2 separate regions of the Homo sapiens genome follow, and region 1 is linked to region 2. A link is an interaction called in ENCODE POLR2A ChIA-PET data of the cell type or tissue named here. Cell type or tissue: A673. All regions are shown on one strand. Links, peaks and the distances in the headings refer to the core of each region. The heading gives the core; the rest is flanking DNA. Region 1 overlaps RFTN1 (raftlin, lipid raft linker 1). Region 2 overlaps RFTN1 (raftlin, lipid raft linker 1).

Region 1 (4,395 bases), core at 209-4,208, 60 kb after region 2:
CCTTCCTACATCATACACACTGCCGCCTGCTTAATCTTCCCAGAATCTGTCATAGTATCTTTCTCTCTAAGGCCACCCATGACTCTTCTTTACTTCACAGTTAAGGCGAGTACCGTCCTTTCTCAGTAACTTTGTTTCCCACTATTCTGCCCCGGTCACTGCAGAGCCCACAGTCACAGACTCGTTCTAACAGTGGATTCACCCACACGTTCCCTAGGCTCATCATTACAGCCTCTGCTGAGTTACAGGCAACCCGCACCTTCACACACCTTTTGCCTAACTGACCTATTTATTATTTCCATCATATAACTCATGCTTTTCTCAATCTAGGTCTTCATTAATTTCTGTTCTCAGGCCTAGAATGTCCTTTTATCCATTGTCCCATGACTAACTTCCATACAGACTCAAAGACTCAGCCCACACACGCCTTGCTCCTTAAATTTTCCCCTGATCCTTGACACTGGAAATAATTGAATTCTCATAGCACTTCTGTTTATACACAGTCTATCTAGACTTGAGGGCAGGATCTAGACTTGAGGGCAGTGCCTTCAATCCCTCATATGTGGTCAGCAGTCAAGCAGGTGATGGATAGACAAATGAATAAGTGGAGATTTTTATTGTCATTAGTTATACGTAAGTTAATGAAACTAGGAATAGCTTTCTTTTTCTTTCATTGACAAATCTCTTTCAGATCTCTAGCTCATTTCTCTCCCTAATACTTCTTTAAAAAAAAAAAAATAAGCTGTTCTGATTATTCTATTTGAGCTTGGTGTTGCTTTGGGAAACAAAAATCTTAAAATTCCTTCCTGTTTCCCAGAGATAGAGAATTTGTTTTTGTCAACTGACGTTTAGTATTTTTTTTCCTGGCTGGAGAAGTGCCTAGTAATCTGTTTGTGTTTGTCACCATTTTTTTTTGATTATTTCTAAATGAAGCAAAAATAACCCTACTGATGAACTGCACATTCTCTCTCCTTTTCATAACTGCCTGTTGTCCTGGGAAAAAGAAGACATCGTTTAAACTCATGGTCTTTGAAGAGATCTAAGGGATTTATGAGCCAAAATGGGATTTATTACATGTTTATTATTTAAAAGTAATGTGTATCATAGTTTTTAGTCACATGCTTATTTTTTAGAAGTATAGTTTATAATAGTTTTTCGACAGGCAATTGTTTTTTAGTGGCCTCATTTTAGATCTTCCCATGAGACCAAAATGCATATTCAACTTACTACTTGGCACTTTGTCAGTGATTTGAGGGTTAACTGTTTTGCCTGTGATAATTACCAATATTGAAAGCACTCATAAGTGTTAGCAGTACTTGTTACAACAATGCTATTTTAATGTCTTAGGAAAGGGTTAGGTCCCACCACTGTGAGAGCAGAGTGAGGGGCTGTTTAAATGGGTCAGACAAGGCCGGGCATGGTTGCTCACACCTGTAATCCCAGAACTTTGGGATGCCGAGCTGGAGGTTCACTTGAGCCCAGGAATTTGAGACCAGCCTGGGCAACATGGCAAAACCCTGTCTCTATAAAAAATATAAATATTAGCTGGGTGTGGTGGTACACGCCTGTAGTCCCAGCTACTTAGGAGGGTGAGGTGGGAGGATTGCTTGAGCTGGAAGGCCAAAGCTGCAGGCTTTTATATGAGAACAAAATGTCTAGATTATGTGCTTTGGTTTCAGAAAGAATCTTTCACTCGTTGCCCATGGGCGTTTGAGTTTACAGCGCTAGTTTGGCCATCTGACCCTTCCCCTGCCTGGAGAATGACTACACCACCCTTGGCAGACGCTAGGGTGGTGGTGAGTGAAGATCTCCAGGTACATCTCTGAGTTTGCACACAGTTTTACAGTTGATGTTTGTGTATGAGTAATGAGGTCAACCTGACACAGAATAGGGGTCTTTTATCATGTTCTGAAACGACCCTGACATCTGTGGCCAGTTGTGTTGACATTTGTGTACAAGTGCTCAGTGTCCAAATCTACTTTCATATGTTTGTCTGACAAGCATTATTTAATGTGTGTGTGGTTTTTTTACTTGTTCACATTCAGTTTTGGCCCAAGTTCTAGATATAAGGTGTTAAAGAAATGAGGACTGTTTGGAATGACAGAGAAGTTCTGGAGGCCGGGTGCGGTGGCTGATGCCTGTATTCTCAGCACTTTAGGAGGCTGAGGCGGGAGGATCACTTGATGGCCTGGGCAACGTAGGGAGAACTCATCTTTACTAAAATTCAAAAAAAAAAAAATTAGCCAGACATGGTAGCATGTGCCTGTAGTCCCAGCTACTTGGGGGGCTGAGGTGGGAGGATTGCTTGAGCCCAGGAAGTTGAGGCTGCAGTGAGCCCTTGATCATGCCACCGCACTTCAGCCTGGGCAACAGAGTGAGACCCTGTCTCAAAAAAAAAAAAAAAAAGAAAAAGAAAAACAAGTTCTGGAAATGGGTAGTGATGGTGGTTGCACAACATTGTGAAGGTACTTAACGCCACTGAATTGTACACTTAAAAATGATTAAAATGGTAAATGTTATGTGATGTGTATTTTATCATAATAAAAAAATTTTTAAAAGTAAGGAAAGCAAGAAGTTGGAAGTAGTTTTGAGTTTTTCTGACCAGAGGAAGCATAGACCCCATTCTTTCATTTCATTATCCCTGGTCTTTTTCCTTGAAGGTTTATTTTCCTCTTAGAATACAAGAGTCTACATTACTCATCTTTATAAGTCATTCTTTCTATTTTTCCCTTTTCCATGGACTTGTTCAGTTATGTCCCAAGGAAAATCTCTAGGAGAGTGGCAGATACAACATACCCTGCCTAGGAATAACTTGAGATTTAACAGAAAAGTTGCAAAGGTATTCCAGAGAATTCTCATATGCACTTCCCCAAGTTTCCCACCACCATTAATATCTTACATTACCATACTATGTTTGTCAAACTAAGAAATTGACATTGGTACTTCACTGTTAATTAAACCGTAGATTTTACCATTTTTCTATTAATGTCCTTTTTCAGTTCCAGGATCCAATCCAGGGTACTATACTGCATTTAGTTGTCATGTTGTGATGGCTTTTTAAAACTTAACGGGGCTCAGATGTCTTAGTTGCTTCTCCATTGCCTCCAGCAATCAGAACCACTCTGTTTATGTGCATTATTAAAACTATGTTGCTACACTCTAAGGATTCGAGTTCATTTTGTCCTATTCATTCTTGATTTTCAGGAAATCACATCTCTGCCAGTAGTACCCTTTTATTCTCACTCCTTTCAGAAAATTCCTTTGGAATGGTGAAATACAGCCTCTCAAATCTCCAGTGCTCTGTGTAAGTGGGGGGTCCCAAGATGTAAGATGGGTCAGAGCTCTTTTTAGTTAATTTTTCCCCAGGCTGTTTCTGAGAAATGACTCAGCAGCAAGATGATGATTTTTTTTTTTCAAGGAGCCAAGCTATTCTGAACCCAAATCAAAATTTAAATTTGACAATCTGCCCAATTTATATGATTATCTGCCAGATAATCATATAAACAGATAAACAGATTAACAGATTTCTTCACACCTATTTGCATAGGGTGGATTAAATTCAGTTTCCCTCTTGGGATTTCAAGAGGATAAGTAACTTGGAGAGAAGATTATAAATTTGTTAATTGAGGAAATTGACAGGATGTCTCATACCCTTCTCCTTGACTTGCTTCCTTGCTTCCTTGCTTCCAGGAAAACAAACGTGTTCTCTTTGTTTTCTTCCTTCTTCCCTGGTTATTCTTTCTTTAGCTCCTTGGCTGTTTGTTCCTCTTTTCACCCCACCCTCTTCATGGTGGAGGGTCCCAAAATTAAATTCTTAACCCTTCTCTTGCTACATTAATGGAGAGCTCATTTAGCCTCATGCTTTAAGTAATACCTGGGAGACTGATGACTCCTAAATTTATATCTCCAGCTGCAGTCCAGACCGTTCTCCTGCAGTCCAGACTTCAGTATATATATTCAAGTATATATGTGTGTGTGTGTGTGTATATATATATATATATATATACTCAACTGTCTACCAGACATCTCAACTTGGATGTCTTCTGGATATGTCATATTCAACATATCTGAAACTTGAATTATCTTTCTTCCCCCCTAAGCCTGTGCCACCCAACCCTTCCCCATGATAGTTCTGGCAAAGTCATCCATTCTCCCAGTTGCTAAGGCAAAGATCCTTGGAGTCATCTTCATCTGCTTTCCTCCTTCCACACCCCACAACCTGTTCATATGAAAATCTTGAAGGTTTTACCTTGAAAATATAACTGGAACCCAGCACTTCTCACTGCTGCTAGGACACTGTTGCCAACCCACTCTGAGCCATCATCATCCCTTGCCTGGACCACTTAGATGGGCTTCTGGCTGCCCCTTACAGCCAGAGGGATCCTTTTAAAATTC
Region 2 (4,395 bases), core at 96-4,095:
GCTTGGGTTTGGGAGCCAAGTTACCTAATGAAAAAGCAACTTTAACTCAACTTTCCTGCTCATTAGTGTTATGATATCAAGTAGCATGGTGGACATCTGCCAAGATGGCCCCCAGTGACCCCTGCCTACTGGTATCCACGGCCTTGTGTACCTAGTGAATTGCTTCTAGTGAACAGGATACAGCAAAAGTGATGGGTTATCACTTCCGAGATTAGGTTACAAAAAGATTGTAGCTTCCATCTTGCACTCTCCCGCTCTCTCTTGATTACTCCCCTGAAGGAAACTGGTTGCCGTGTTGTGAGCTGACCTGTGGAGAGACCCATGTGGCAAGGAACTGAGGGAGGCTTCCTGTGAACAGGCAGTGAGGAATTGGGGCCCTAAGCCCAATAGCCCTGGGGAAAGTGAATCTGAATCTTGCTCAACAACTGTGTGCATGAGCTTGGAAGTGGATCTTCCCCCAGTGGAGCCTTGAGATGACTTCAGCCCTGGCCAATGTCCTCAGGCAACCTCATGAAAGATTTTGAGCCAGAGGCACCCAGATAAGCTGCACCTGGATTCCTGACTCACAGAAACTGTGAGAAAATAAATGTTGTTTTAAGCCACTGTTTTGTGGTAATTTGTTATATATTAATAATGCAGGCAGTTTATGTTAAAAAGTCTTGCTTCTATATGAGAGACAACATCATGGAGTTGTTGGGAGCACAGACTCTTGAACCAACCTGGTTTCAAATTCTGGCTCTGCTGCTTATTAGCTGTGTGAGCTTGAGAAAGTCACTTCACTTCTCTGTGCCTCAGTTTCCTTATTGGGAGATGGGAAATGTAGCTTTTGGCCCCCGGGCTCTATATTTCAGGAAGATTAGCTAGAAAGAGGTGGAAATGGGTTTTAATTGACACAGCCCACAGTCTGTGTCACAGTGAGTATAACAAAGGGGTCACATTAATAGTTTTTGTGACACTCTCAAGTCACTTAAACTCCCCCAGGAAGCTCCTGTTTGGTTGGGGACAATTTTCCAGAGGAAGGGGCAGCTGTGAGTGCTTAGCAGCCACCACACAGCACCTGGGAGATGGGAGCGATGGTCCTTTAAAGACCATCAACAAGAGTGGTCCCTACGATGTTCTTCTGCTAATCTAGAAGCAAATGATCACTGTGTTGATTTTTCCATTTTTGTCATTTCTTTGATACTGTGGAGACACATGCTTAGCATGTTTTTCTAATTTCATGCCATGGGCCTGTTGAGCAGAGCTCATCACTTCTCAGATTAAATTATATGTTTAAGAAATGCCTTCTGCGTCAACCAGTTATTCATCAGCCTGGTTGTAAGTGGCTAAGCCTGGCTTTCAGCTGTGAAAGTCAAGATTTGTGACATTTAAACATATTGATGAGATGCAAATGTCCTGTGGTTAGCCTTCCACAAGGCCCTAGCACTCATGTAAATAAATGAGAAGGAATTGGAAGTGTGGGCAGCAGAGCCCTCCCTTGAATAGGAAAATTGTTTTTTCCTGGGTGCCAGCATCTGGTCGCTGCCGTCAGTGGTAATGAGGTTTGGCTCTTCCCATATGTCCCTGATTCATTGCAGGTTGTTTATTTGTAGATACAACTTGGTTGTTTTTCTCCTTTTTCTTTTCTTTTTTTAAACTAGGTTTCCCTAATTCAGCACCACCACAGCCTCTCTAAAAATAAGCATCAAATTATTTGTCTAGGGAAACATTTTTTTAAATGATACTAGCTCTCCTCAACTTGTGAAAGTTTCTTGTGTCTTCTTGCTGTTTTCACTTTATCTGCTCTCTAGCAGAAAAATAAAATTGCATTCAATTGACACACTTTCCTGCTGGGAATTCAAGACATATTACAGCCCTATCTGTGTGTTCTCAGTTGTGATGAAACTGTGGAAAATCCCCAGCAACCTTAAATGAGATAGGTGCAGGTGATTAATCCAGTTTCAGGAAAAAAACCAAATAATTTACTCCTTTTTCCCCATTAAAGAAACAACCATGCATTGAGGTAGCTGATGCCATGTGAGCAGGAGTGTGCTTTAATGGAGGCACCATTAATAATTTACCTTAATAGTGTAATAGTTGCCATTTTTGTGACCAAAAATTTGTTTCAGCCCCTGCTTTATGGATGAAAAGTAGGATCAATTAATATTGAGTGATGACAGCCTCCCTGTGGAGAGAAAATGGGAAATCTTGGTGTCGTCATCCGCCTTATGACTAAGAAATAGCTTTTCTTAATTGTACGGAACAGAGAAACCCAGGGGGATGTAATTCATTTCTCTCCAGGCTTGCAATGTAAATTGAAAGTAAAGAAAAATAACCACATGCCAGAGTGAGGACATGAACTCAACCACTAAGCTATATCTGATTTGTAGGATTTGCTGAAAGTAAACAAACAGTTTCCCCCACGATGGTGAGTCTCCTTCGACTGTGGCATTGCTCCAAATACCTCTTATAGCACATGACCCAGGGTGTTTCTCTCTGATGGGGTAATGGAGCCCCTCTGCCTAGAAGCCTTGGGTCCCAGGTCTTCTCCCAGTTCATTCACTCTTCCCTCCCATCCTTATAGTCTCTGCCTAAATGCTAGCTTTTCAGAGAGGCCTTCTTTTACCACCTTGCCCCAAACAGCCTCTTTCCTTGCCCAACTCACTGTCAACCTCTGTTTCTATCTTATTTTCTTTGTGGAACTTACGATCATCTGAAATCATATTATTGTTTATGTGGTATTTACCATGTCCTCCAACCATAATGGTAAGCTCCATGAGGGCATGGTTTGTCCTTGTTCTCTAAGCAGCTAAATCCTTAGGGCCTCAGTGCTGAGGATGCTTGTTGAATGACTGAATGAGTGAATGATTAATATGAAAATGCAATAATTCAGAATAATTTAAAACTCTTGCACATGCACACCAGCTTTCTGTAAAGGTATATTGACTTTAAGGTTCCCCTCTGCCTTCTCCATCTTGAGCCCCTACTGGCAGAACCCAATAGAAATTCAACTGGCAAAGCGAGGATGCAGTTTGCACAGTCCTCGCCCCACCACACAGGTCAGACTTGGATCAGAAAGATGGCAACTAAATGACCAGCACAGTCCAACCCTTCAGATTCTCAGCATTCACATATCCTCCTGCACATTTTCAACTTGGCACAACAGCAGGACAGCTTTGTTTCTGCCTATGATGTGTCTATGCTTCATGCAGTATTCACACTCTTAAGGGAAGACAAAAAGTCCCAGTTGGCATGGTGTCTGTCTCTGGGTGGCATAAATTATTTTCCTGGTTCAGTCTGTAGGATATAGAATATTTATCTGGGATTGGTGGAATGAGAGGAGGAATTAACATTGCTTCAATATGGAAACCGTGACTGCTGGGACTTGGCTTTTGCCCTCAGCCAGCACCTTCTGTGGCAGAGGTTTATTTATTACCCGGTGGAATAACCTAGGGATCTCAATCCTCAGTGATTCTCTCTGTGTGTCTGTTAGTTGCTTTAGTTTTCCATTGATTTTTACTCTTGGACATGGAAGTACCAAGAGGCACTCTAGAGACTCTCCAGGTGCCAGGCATACTCTTCTCTGCCCCTGTTGTATGGCAGCAATGGCACCAGTCCAGTTTCCCTGTGGAAATTGGGATCATTCACCTCACCCAGTAGGGTAATTGCCTTCTTTGCCTTTTGTTTCTGTGGCATTGGTAGTCTAAAATAGCCAAGGGGCAATCTCAACTTCTAGTTCAGTAAAACCATTGCAGTGTCTCCTGGAGGAAGCATTCCTCTCTTGGGAACCAGCAGCTCCAAATCTGCAGATTCAAAAATTGTGGGGCTGGTAAGCAAAACTCTAAACATACTAGGTGTCTTGGTCTGTTTGTATTGCCATAAAAGAATACTTGAAACTGGGCAATTTATAAAGAAAAAAAGTTTATTTGGATTATGATTCCACCAGCTGTACAAGAAGCATGGCGTCAGCATCTGCTTCTGGTGAGGGCTTCCAGGAGCTTCCAAACATTGTGCAAGTGGAAGGGGAGCTGGTGTGTCACATGGTGAGAGAGGAAGCAAGAGACGAGGAGGTGCCATGCTCTTTTAAACAACCAGTTCTCACGTGAACTCACTCATTACCTCGAAGGAGGACAGCAAGCCTTTCGTGAGGGATCCGCCCCTATGACCCAAACACCTCCCACTAGGCCCCACCTCCAACGTGGGAGATCAAATATCAATATGAGATTTGGAGGGGACAAATATCCAAACCATATCACTAGGTTTAAGAGGAGAGGAGCCATTTTTGCTTCTACCCCTTGATGGCTAGTCCTGTGTATTCTGGCTGGGGAAGAAATAGAACTGATGCAGCTTGTATTCTTTGTCCCGAAAGAGTCCAACTTGTCAAGATGTCATCTCCCAACTGGCTCCATGGGGAAT

Evidence for each region. Peaks named below come from ENCODE experiments on the same cell type or tissue, not always from the same donor. Only the 100,000 strongest peaks of a DNase experiment are listed, where the experiment ranks them.
Region 1: POLR2A ChIA-PET joins it to region 2 with 5 read pairs; 5 of 35 experiments call an interaction of 5 or more read pairs at or near these places.

Annotation. Positions count from the first base shown.
Region 1 is chr3:16,415,021-16,419,415 of GRCh38, reverse strand. All of the region lies in intron 3 of RFTN1 (raftlin, lipid raft linker 1), which reads left to right. Among named protein-coding and RNA genes, the nearest start is that of RFTN1, 96 kb to the left of the region's middle. RefSeq lists an enhancer at 4,330-4,395. In A673, for the core only: no CTCF peak of the experiment used is centred there; no DNase peak of the experiment used is centred there.
Region 2 is chr3:16,474,754-16,479,148 of GRCh38, reverse strand. The region is part of intron 2 of RFTN1 (raftlin, lipid raft linker 1); the gene reads left to right. LOC124906219 (a long non-coding RNA gene) reads right to left here. Exons shown (of 3, transcript XR_007095839.1): 2 at 2,061-2,164. Among named protein-coding and RNA genes, the nearest start is that of RFTN1, 37 kb to the left of the region's middle. In A673, for the core only: no CTCF peak of the experiment used is centred there; a DNase peak (open chromatin) is centred at 2,268.